3 separate regions of the Homo sapiens genome follow, and regions 2 and 3 are each linked to region 1. Evidence: chromatin contacts called from ENCODE Hi-C or POLR2A ChIA-PET data. All regions are on one chromosome and are shown on one strand. The core of a region is the stretch at or near the end of the contact, and the rest is flanking DNA. Distances in the headings are between cores, read along the strand shown.

What was found. Hi-C counts contacts between places; a loop is a spot of excess contacts on that map. ChIA-PET counts read pairs that join two places held with the same protein, here RNA polymerase II (POLR2A). Pooled maps may share reads with other maps.
Region 2: a pooled map shows a loop between it and region 1 (5-fold over the local background). The contact joins two enhancer-like sites. A Hi-C loop is called at or near these places in 2 of 50 pooled maps.
Region 3: a pooled map shows a loop between it and region 1 (4-fold over the local background). The contact joins two enhancer-like sites. A Hi-C loop is called at or near these places in 2 of 50 pooled maps. POLR2A ChIA-PET finds 5 or more read pairs at or near these places in 4 of 52 experiments (A549, WTC11, activated B cell and 1 more).

What each region holds. Positions count from the first base shown.
Region 1 is chr17:58,678,636-58,681,183 of GRCh38, forward strand. The region is part of intron 1 of TEX14 (testis expressed 14, intercellular bridge forming factor); the gene reads right to left. All of the region lies in intron 1 of IGBP1C (IGBP1 family member C), which reads right to left. It also overlaps the pseudogene RNVU1-34. Among named protein-coding and RNA genes, the nearest start is that of IGBP1C, 12 kb to the right of the region's middle. Within about 2 kb of position 1,285, at least 2 of the 41 ENCODE cell types and tissues checked have a DNase peak (open chromatin) inside an H3K27ac peak, as active enhancers do.
Region 2 is chr17:58,339,005-58,341,552 of GRCh38, forward strand. The region is part of intron 3 of TSPOAP1-AS1 (TSPOAP1, SUPT4H1 and RNF43 antisense RNA 1); the gene reads left to right. Among named protein-coding and RNA genes, the nearest start is that of MIR4736, 4.3 kb to the left of the region's middle. RefSeq lists enhancers at 64-123, 254-363, 804-853. Within about 2 kb of position 1,272, at least 4 of the 41 ENCODE cell types and tissues checked have a DNase peak (open chromatin) inside an H3K27ac peak, as active enhancers do.
Region 3 is chr17:59,000,314-59,002,861 of GRCh38, forward strand. It overlaps TRIM37 (tripartite motif containing 37), which reads right to left. Exons shown (of 24, transcript NM_015294.6): 23 at 1,285-1,401. Among named protein-coding and RNA genes, the nearest start is that of TRIM37, 110 kb to the right of the region's middle. RefSeq lists enhancers at 940-2,139, 1,084-1,323, 1,374-1,423. Within about 2 kb of position 1,283, at least 22 of the 41 ENCODE cell types and tissues checked have a DNase peak (open chromatin) inside an H3K27ac peak, as active enhancers do.

The DNA.
Region 1 (2,548 bases), core at 35-2,534:
AACACGGGGTGGGGAACATCATACACCAGGGTCTGTCATAGGATGGGGGAAACGGGGAGGGATAGCATTAGGAGACATACCTAATGTAAATGACGAGTTAATGGGTGCAGCAAACCAACATGGCACATGTATACATATGTAACAAACCTGCACGTTGTGCACATGTACCCTAGAACTTAAAGTATAATAATAATAATAATAATAATAATAATAATAATAAAAGAGAAGGACACTGGAGCCAGGCGCCGTGGCTCACACCTGTAATCCCAGCACTTTGGGAGGCCGAGGCAGGTAAATCACCTGAGGTTAGGAGTGCGAGACCAGCCTGGCCAACATGGTGAAACCCCGTCTCTACTAAAAATACAAACATTAGCAAGGCGTGGTGGCGTGTGCCTGTAATCCCAGCTACTCAAGAGGCTGAGGCAGGAGAATCCCTTGAACCCTTGAGGCTGAGGTTGCTGTGAGCTGAGATTGCGCCATTGTACTCCAGCCTGGGCTACAAGAGCGAAACGCCGTCTCCAAGAAAAGAAAAAAAACAGAAGGACTCTGGAGGTCCACAAAAAGATATAAAGACAGAAGAAAAGTCAGAAGATGCTAAATTGTTAGCTTTGAAAAGGAAAGGGCTACAAACAAGGAAAATGTGAAGGTAACACTCCCTTAGAGCCGCCAAAGGTATTCAACTGCGTACTTCTGATTGTAATGGCAAATCACTGTAGTACTCAATGACAACACCAACCACGAGGGGTGTGAGACCAAAAGCGTGTGTGGAGAAAAAAATGACCATTAGAAGGCATCAATCTCTCGCTATTCCAAAACAGGAGGTTACAATATAACACAGGAAAACCTACGAAGCAAAGATACAACGTACGCCTTTTATAAACAAGCCAGATCAGGGGAGAGAACCAACATAGTCCCCACTACCACAAATTATGCAATTAAGTTTCCCACATTTGTAGAAAACCACAGGGGTCAGCACATCCACAATGCAAGAGACAAACCTCACCCTGAAAAATCCACCTTTAATGATCATGTTATTTCCCTTGCCAGTTAAGTATGAGTCCCCAGCGCTGCCTGAGAGTTCACCCTTAGATTCAAACCACTCTAAATATAGGATCATTTTTCTCATGTGCTCTTTAGACCCCCTAATTTCTGGAATAAAGATATTTTCCAAACTACAATAACCCAGCACCTGTATTTTTAATATCTGGCTATTCAAAATCTTAAGAAATATAAGCCTAGGGTGCAAATAGCCAGCAGTCACTGCGCTTATCTACATACTCCACACCCCTTTGGATGATCTCATTCAGTATGTCCTTTCCTAGTATGCTTGGTGACACGACTGAAATAAAACTTAAAAATGCTCTACAGATTAAAAGGTAAATAACGTAAACTAGCTCCTGCCTTTAAGGGTTTGGCACTAATGATGCCACTATGGTGTCTTTTTTCTTTTTTTTTCCCCCCAGAGACAAAGTCTTGCTTTGTTGCCCAGGCTGGGGTACAGTAGTTATCGAACTTCTGGCCTCAGGGGATTTTCCTGTTTCAGTCTTCCCCAGCAGCTGCAAAAACAGGCGCGCACGGCTTTCTTGCGCAGTTAAACAAGCTGCTATACACGTAACCTGAGTAAGTTTGAAAACATGAAATTTGGTAAAATTATTTCTGAAAATCCAGTCTACATATCTGAAAATCCAATCTCTGTATAGGTTACCTACCAGTCCAAAGTGTCATGCTTACATACAAAATGCTGTCTTTCAAACATGCAGCAAATGATCAATCTTACTTGAAAGATCAATTGCACAAACGCTAATTCTAATTTTGAATGAAGCAGGCCGGACGCTGTGACTCCTGCCTGTAATCCCAGCCCTTTGGGAGGCCAATGCGGGCAGATCACTTGAGGTCAGGAATTCGAGACCAGCCTGGCCAACATGGTAAAACCCTATCTCTAATAAAAATACAAAAATCAGCTGGGCATGGTGGCAGGCACCTGTAATCCCAGCTACTCAAGAGGCAGGAGAACCTCTTGAACCTAGGAGATGGAGGTTGCAATGAGCTGAGATCACGCCGCTGCACTCTAGCCTGGGCGACAGAGCAAGACTCTGTCTCAAAAAAACCCCACAAAAACCAAAAAAACAAATTAGAATTGGAGTTTCAGAGTTAACAGTGTTCTTCAATTGTCTTTCCAAGATCACACTAGAACCACCCTAATATCCCACATCTTTTATTTTACAGAAGGACTCTTCTGGTATCTTCTCTTCTGCCAAAATAAATTAGCCAGAGTTTATAACTTTTTTTTCCTTGTCACTGACTTCAAGCTCACGGTTTTCCATCTTTACAAAAGGAAGAAATAATGCTGTTTTAAAAATCTTGGGCCAGGTGCAGTGGCTCACACCTGTAATCCCAGCACTTTGGGAGGCTGAGGTGGGTGGATCACCTGAGGTCAGGAGTTCAAGACCAGCCTGGCCAACATGGCGAAACCCTCTCTACTAAAAATAAATTAGCCGGGCATGCTGGTGGGCACCTGGGTACTCGGGAGGCTGAGACAGGAGAATCG
Region 2 (2,548 bases), core at 22-2,521, 340 kb before region 1:
AGCTGATTCCCCAGGGACATACCCCCCTTCATTTCTCCTGCATCTCCTCACCTTCCATGAATCCAGACCATGCCCCACCCCTCCTCCTGAGACCCCGCCCTCCATCTCCCGGCCTCTCTGGGGTGCAGGGCAGAGGAAGTGAGTCTACTCAGCTGACCAGAGAAAGTGCTGCAGCTGCCTGCACAGGGTGGGCCGACTGCTGTCTTGTTCAGTGCCTGTGATAACTCCCTTGCCTCAGGCCTCTCCAGCCCCTGCTGGGACCACTGGCCCAGGAGGAAGTCTGGGCTCTGGCTGCCACCTGCTTCCTCTCAGGAGTTCTTCTCCCTCCCAAGCATGGATTTGCATTTCCCCCTCTGCCTTCTGCTACTCAAGCCCCCAGGGATGAGGTGACAGTTAACCCCCCACTTCCTGCTAGTGGCCCCAGAGCGCTCACTTCCTTCCAGGTATTTTCCGGGATGGGGGAAGGGGTTGAAAGGGTGGTAGTTGCTGGGTTTGGAAAGGGGATGAGGGATCCATTTTGGAGAGAAACTGAGGTCCCCCTACCCTGCTGTCTGAAGCTGCTCCTTCCCTTCCCTCACGCTCACTCTGTAACACAAGAGCTCAGTTTGCAGGAAGAAGAGTGCATAGGCCGGAAGCAGCACACAGGGGCTTTCAAAATGGGCTAGGCCAGCTCTCTCTTAGAGGCCCAGGCCTCTATCCGCCATAGATAGACCCCCAAGGAAAGTTCCTTGGACTTCAAGTTCCCTATCGGGACAACATAATGTCTGCCCTCTACCCGGAAGGCAGAGGGTTGAGAATGGGGGAGTGCCAAGGCATAGAGGGGAAATGTTTTCCATCCTATTTCTCAGAGGATCTGGCATGCTGGTACCAGCAGCACAAGGCAGAGTGTTCTCTGCACTCAGTTCCCGCTTCCTGGGATCTTATGGCAGAGAAACACAGCATCTTTAGACAAGAGGTACTGAGCTAGGCAGTGTAGGACATACAAAGTAGCAGCGACCCGCTCCTGAAGTCAAGCTGACCAGTCTCTGGGGCTCAGTCCTCTCCTCTAAAAAGTGAGGGGCTGGCCTAAGTCATGACTCCCCCAGTCCTAATGTTCTGTGGTCTGCCTTCACTCCTCTGTAGACTCTGCATTTCACCTTCCCACTGGTGAAGGCCTCGAAACCCCAAGACTGAGGCAGGCAGCCATGTGCTCTTCTCCCCAGTCTAAACCTTATTGGTGCAACCTATAGCAATTTTTACCAAGTGTGGCTGTCTGTTCTCCTAGGTCAGACAAGACTGGAAGGGGGACAGCCACACATGAGCAACAGAAGTGACAGCTGACAGGTTGCTATGAATCCAAGAGGTAGAAAAAGAGTCAGTCCCGGAACCATTTCACCACATGATACAAAAATGGAGGTTTACAACAATGACTTTGAACCAAATCAGGTTAAATCACATTCAGAATCTTGTATCCAAATAGCAAGGAAGTATATAACACATTTTTAAAAATTTAAGCTAGGTGTAGTGGCACATGCCTGTAGTCCCAGCTACTTGTGAGGCTGAAGCGGGAGAATCTCTTGAGCCCAGGAATTCAAGGCCAGTCTAGGCAACATAGTGAGACCCTGTCTAAAAAAAAAGAACCACAGAAAAACAAACAAAAAAACAAAAAAAAAACCCAAACCAAACTTTATCTTATAAAAAACGAGAACATAAAGATTAAAATTTTAAAAAAACCTTGGCCAGGCACAGTGGCTCACGCATATAATCCTAGCCTTTTAGGAGGCTGAGGCCGAAGGAACACTTGAGGCCAGGAATTTGAAACCCTGTCTCTACAAAAAATACCAAAAATACCCCCAAAATGAGCTGGGTGGAGTGGTGCGCACCTGTATTGTTAGATACTCTAGGAGCTGAAGTGAGAGGATTGATTGAGCCCAGGAGCTGGAGGCTTCAGTGAGCTACAATCGTGCCACTGCGCTCCTGCCTGGGAAACAGAACAAGACCCTGTCTTTGGAAAAAAAAAAAAAAAAAAAAAGCCCTGGTGCTTGAAGGAAAATGTTTCTGTTTTGATTCAGTTTTGATGTATTTATGTATGATATATGTGGTGGAACACCTATTACCATTACCCAACAATGCTGGAAGGATGAAATTCTTGTCACACCTATCTAGAACTTACCTAGAGATAGGCAACCTTGGATAATGACAATTCCTTACATAGTTTACAACTCTCAAATTGCTTTTGCCTAAATTATTGTATTTGATTTTTTTTTTTTTTTTTTTGAGACAGGGTCTTGCTCTGTTGCCCAGGCTAGAGTGCAGTGGCACAACTGGGACTCACTGCACCCGTGACCTCCTGGGCTCAAGTGATCCTCCTGCCTCAGCCTCCCAAGTAGTTGGGACTACAGGCGTGTGCCACCACGCCCAGCTAATTTTAAAAAAATTTTTAGTAGAGACAGGGCATCGCCCTTTGCACAGGCTGATCTCAAACTTCTGAGCTCAAGCAATCCACCTGCCTCAGCCTCCCAAAATGCTGGGATTACAGGCGTGAGCCACCACACCCAGCCAAAGCAAA
Region 3 (2,548 bases), core at 33-2,532, 320 kb after region 1:
GGTAGGGCTGGCATGGTAGCTCACACCTGTAACCCCAGTACTTTGGGAGGCCAAGGTGGGCAGATCACCTGAGGTCAGGAGTTCGAGACCAGGCTGGCCAACATGGTGAAACCCTGTCTCTACTAAAAATTACAAAAACTAGCTGGATGTGGTGGCACATGCCTGTAGTCCCAGCTATTCAGGAGGCTGAGGTGGGAGAATTGCTTGAACCCAGGAGGCAGAAGTTGCAGTGAGCTGAGATTGTGCCACTGCACTTCAGCTTGGGAGACAGAGCAAGACTCTGTCTAAAAAAAAAAGAAGAAGAAATGCAATGCAAATAAGACAGAAGAAAACAAGGGAAAATATTAATAGTAGGTTTCTCTTGTTTTTTTCCTAATAACTTTTTTGGGGGTAGGAGGGAATAAAAATTATTTCATAATCTGCATGTATTTCTAAGTTATTTTTATTTTAAAAGGTTAAAGTTATCTTACAGTAGGCTAGAAAAGGAAAAAAAACCCAAACATCTGAAATCTCCCCAGGGATTGGCAATCATTTCCTATGAAGGGTAAATATTTAGGCATTGTAGGCCACAAATGGACTCTCTTGAAAATTCTTCTTTGGGCTGGGCACGGTGGCTCACGCCTGTAATACCAGGACTTTGGGAGGCCAAGGCAGGTGGATCACGAGGTCAAGAGTTCGAGACCAGCCTGGCCAACATGGTGAAACTCCATCTCTACTAAAAATACAAAAACATTAGCCAGGCGTGGTGGTGTATACCTGTAATCCCAGCTACTCAGGAGGCTGAGGCAGGAGAATCGCTTGAACCCAGGAGGCGGAGGTTGCAGTGAGCCAAGATCACGCCACAGCACTCCATCCTGGGTGACAGAACAAGACTCCATCTCGGGGCAAAAAAAAAAAAAAAGAAAAAAAAAACCCACAAAGAAAATTCTTCTTTGTTTCTTTTGCTTGGTTTTTAAAGACTCTTTACAAAGTAAAAACCATTCTCAGGTCACAGACTATACAAAAGCAGGTTGTGGACCCCGTCTCTGCCCAGTAAGTAGCACTCATTAGGTGCAACCAAGCCAAATATTACTGGCTGTGTTTTTTTAGTACTCACCATAATAGTTAACCAAAGAATGTTGTCTCACAAATGACAATAATTAAAAAAAAAAAAAAAGAAGTAGAAGCAGAAGAAGCAAAAGCAGTAGAGCGGAAAAAGTAGAAGTAGCAGCAGCAGAAGAAGAAGAAAGAGAAGCGGCAGCGGTGGTTTTAGTAATCTGTGTAAAATGACATCATGTGCTGCACCTTCATCCGGGGGCTGTGTCATGACCATGAAGGAGTCGTGAAACCCGCCCACACTGGTATGCTCTTCCTGCTCCTCATTCTCAGTGTCACATTCAATGTCACTGTCGCTACTCATTCCTGGCAGGAAGGAAGGAGAACATGTTTCTGAAAAGAAACCACTGTAAGTAAAAGGAAACAGAAATCTCCGTATCTGCTAAACTGAGATTCCTATTGAATTTTACATGGAATGCCAAGAATTCAACAAACTAAACACTAACAAAACAAAGACAAAAGTAACCGCACAAACCTCGATTCTCTTTAGCTATTTAGAGTGGTTTTATTTCTGTTCTCAAAGTTTAAAATTGCCCTTTCCATAGTACCTGAAAGTTATTATTTGAAACCAGCATTAATTTTATTATACTGATAATACTTTTTTCCAAATCAAACACTGTTTTTTTTTCAGTCACAAGAGATAACAGGAACTCTTTTAATCCTGATTCATTATAGACATAATTATATTCCCTAGCCTAAAACATAAATATAAATGTGTTATACAAATCCACATGGTGTATGAATATTAGAAATTCTGGCAATTCTAATAATAGTTTGTATTCTAATTGGGCATCTAATTTTTTTGTGTATGTCGGTTGATTTGTATTTATTTTTATTTTTTGAGAGACAGGGTCTCGCTCTGTCACCCTAGGCTGGGCTGCAGTGGCCTGATCATAGCTCACTGCAGCCTCAAACTCCTAAGCTCAAGGGATACTTCCGCCTTAGCCTCCCAAGTAGATAGGTCCACAGGTACATGACACCATGCCCTGCTAATTTAAAAATTTTTTGGAGGGACAGGGTCTTGCTATAATATGTTGCCCAGGCTGGTCTTGAAATCCTGGGCTTGAGAAGAGATCCTCCCACTTTAGCCTCTTACAGTGCTGGGATTACAGGTCACTGTGCCTGGCCACATCAGTTGATTTTTAAAAGAATAATTCTATAAAAAGTATTTGTTTCAGCAAGATAGCAATCAAGAAAACCTGAAAATCTTTCTGCTACAAATCCTTACAAATAGCAAGATAAAATATAAATGTAAAACATTATTTTAATGAACAAGCACATTAAAAGGCAGAAAGGAAATCCACAGTGTCAGAAACAAAGAAAGATAAGGAACTTTCATTAGTGGGTCAGGGACCACAGTTGCCCTGGAGAGCTTCCTGTGAGGATTTTTAAACACTGCCTTGGGATAGAAAAATGAACCCCCCACAGAAAGGGAATTAAAAGTGAGACTAAA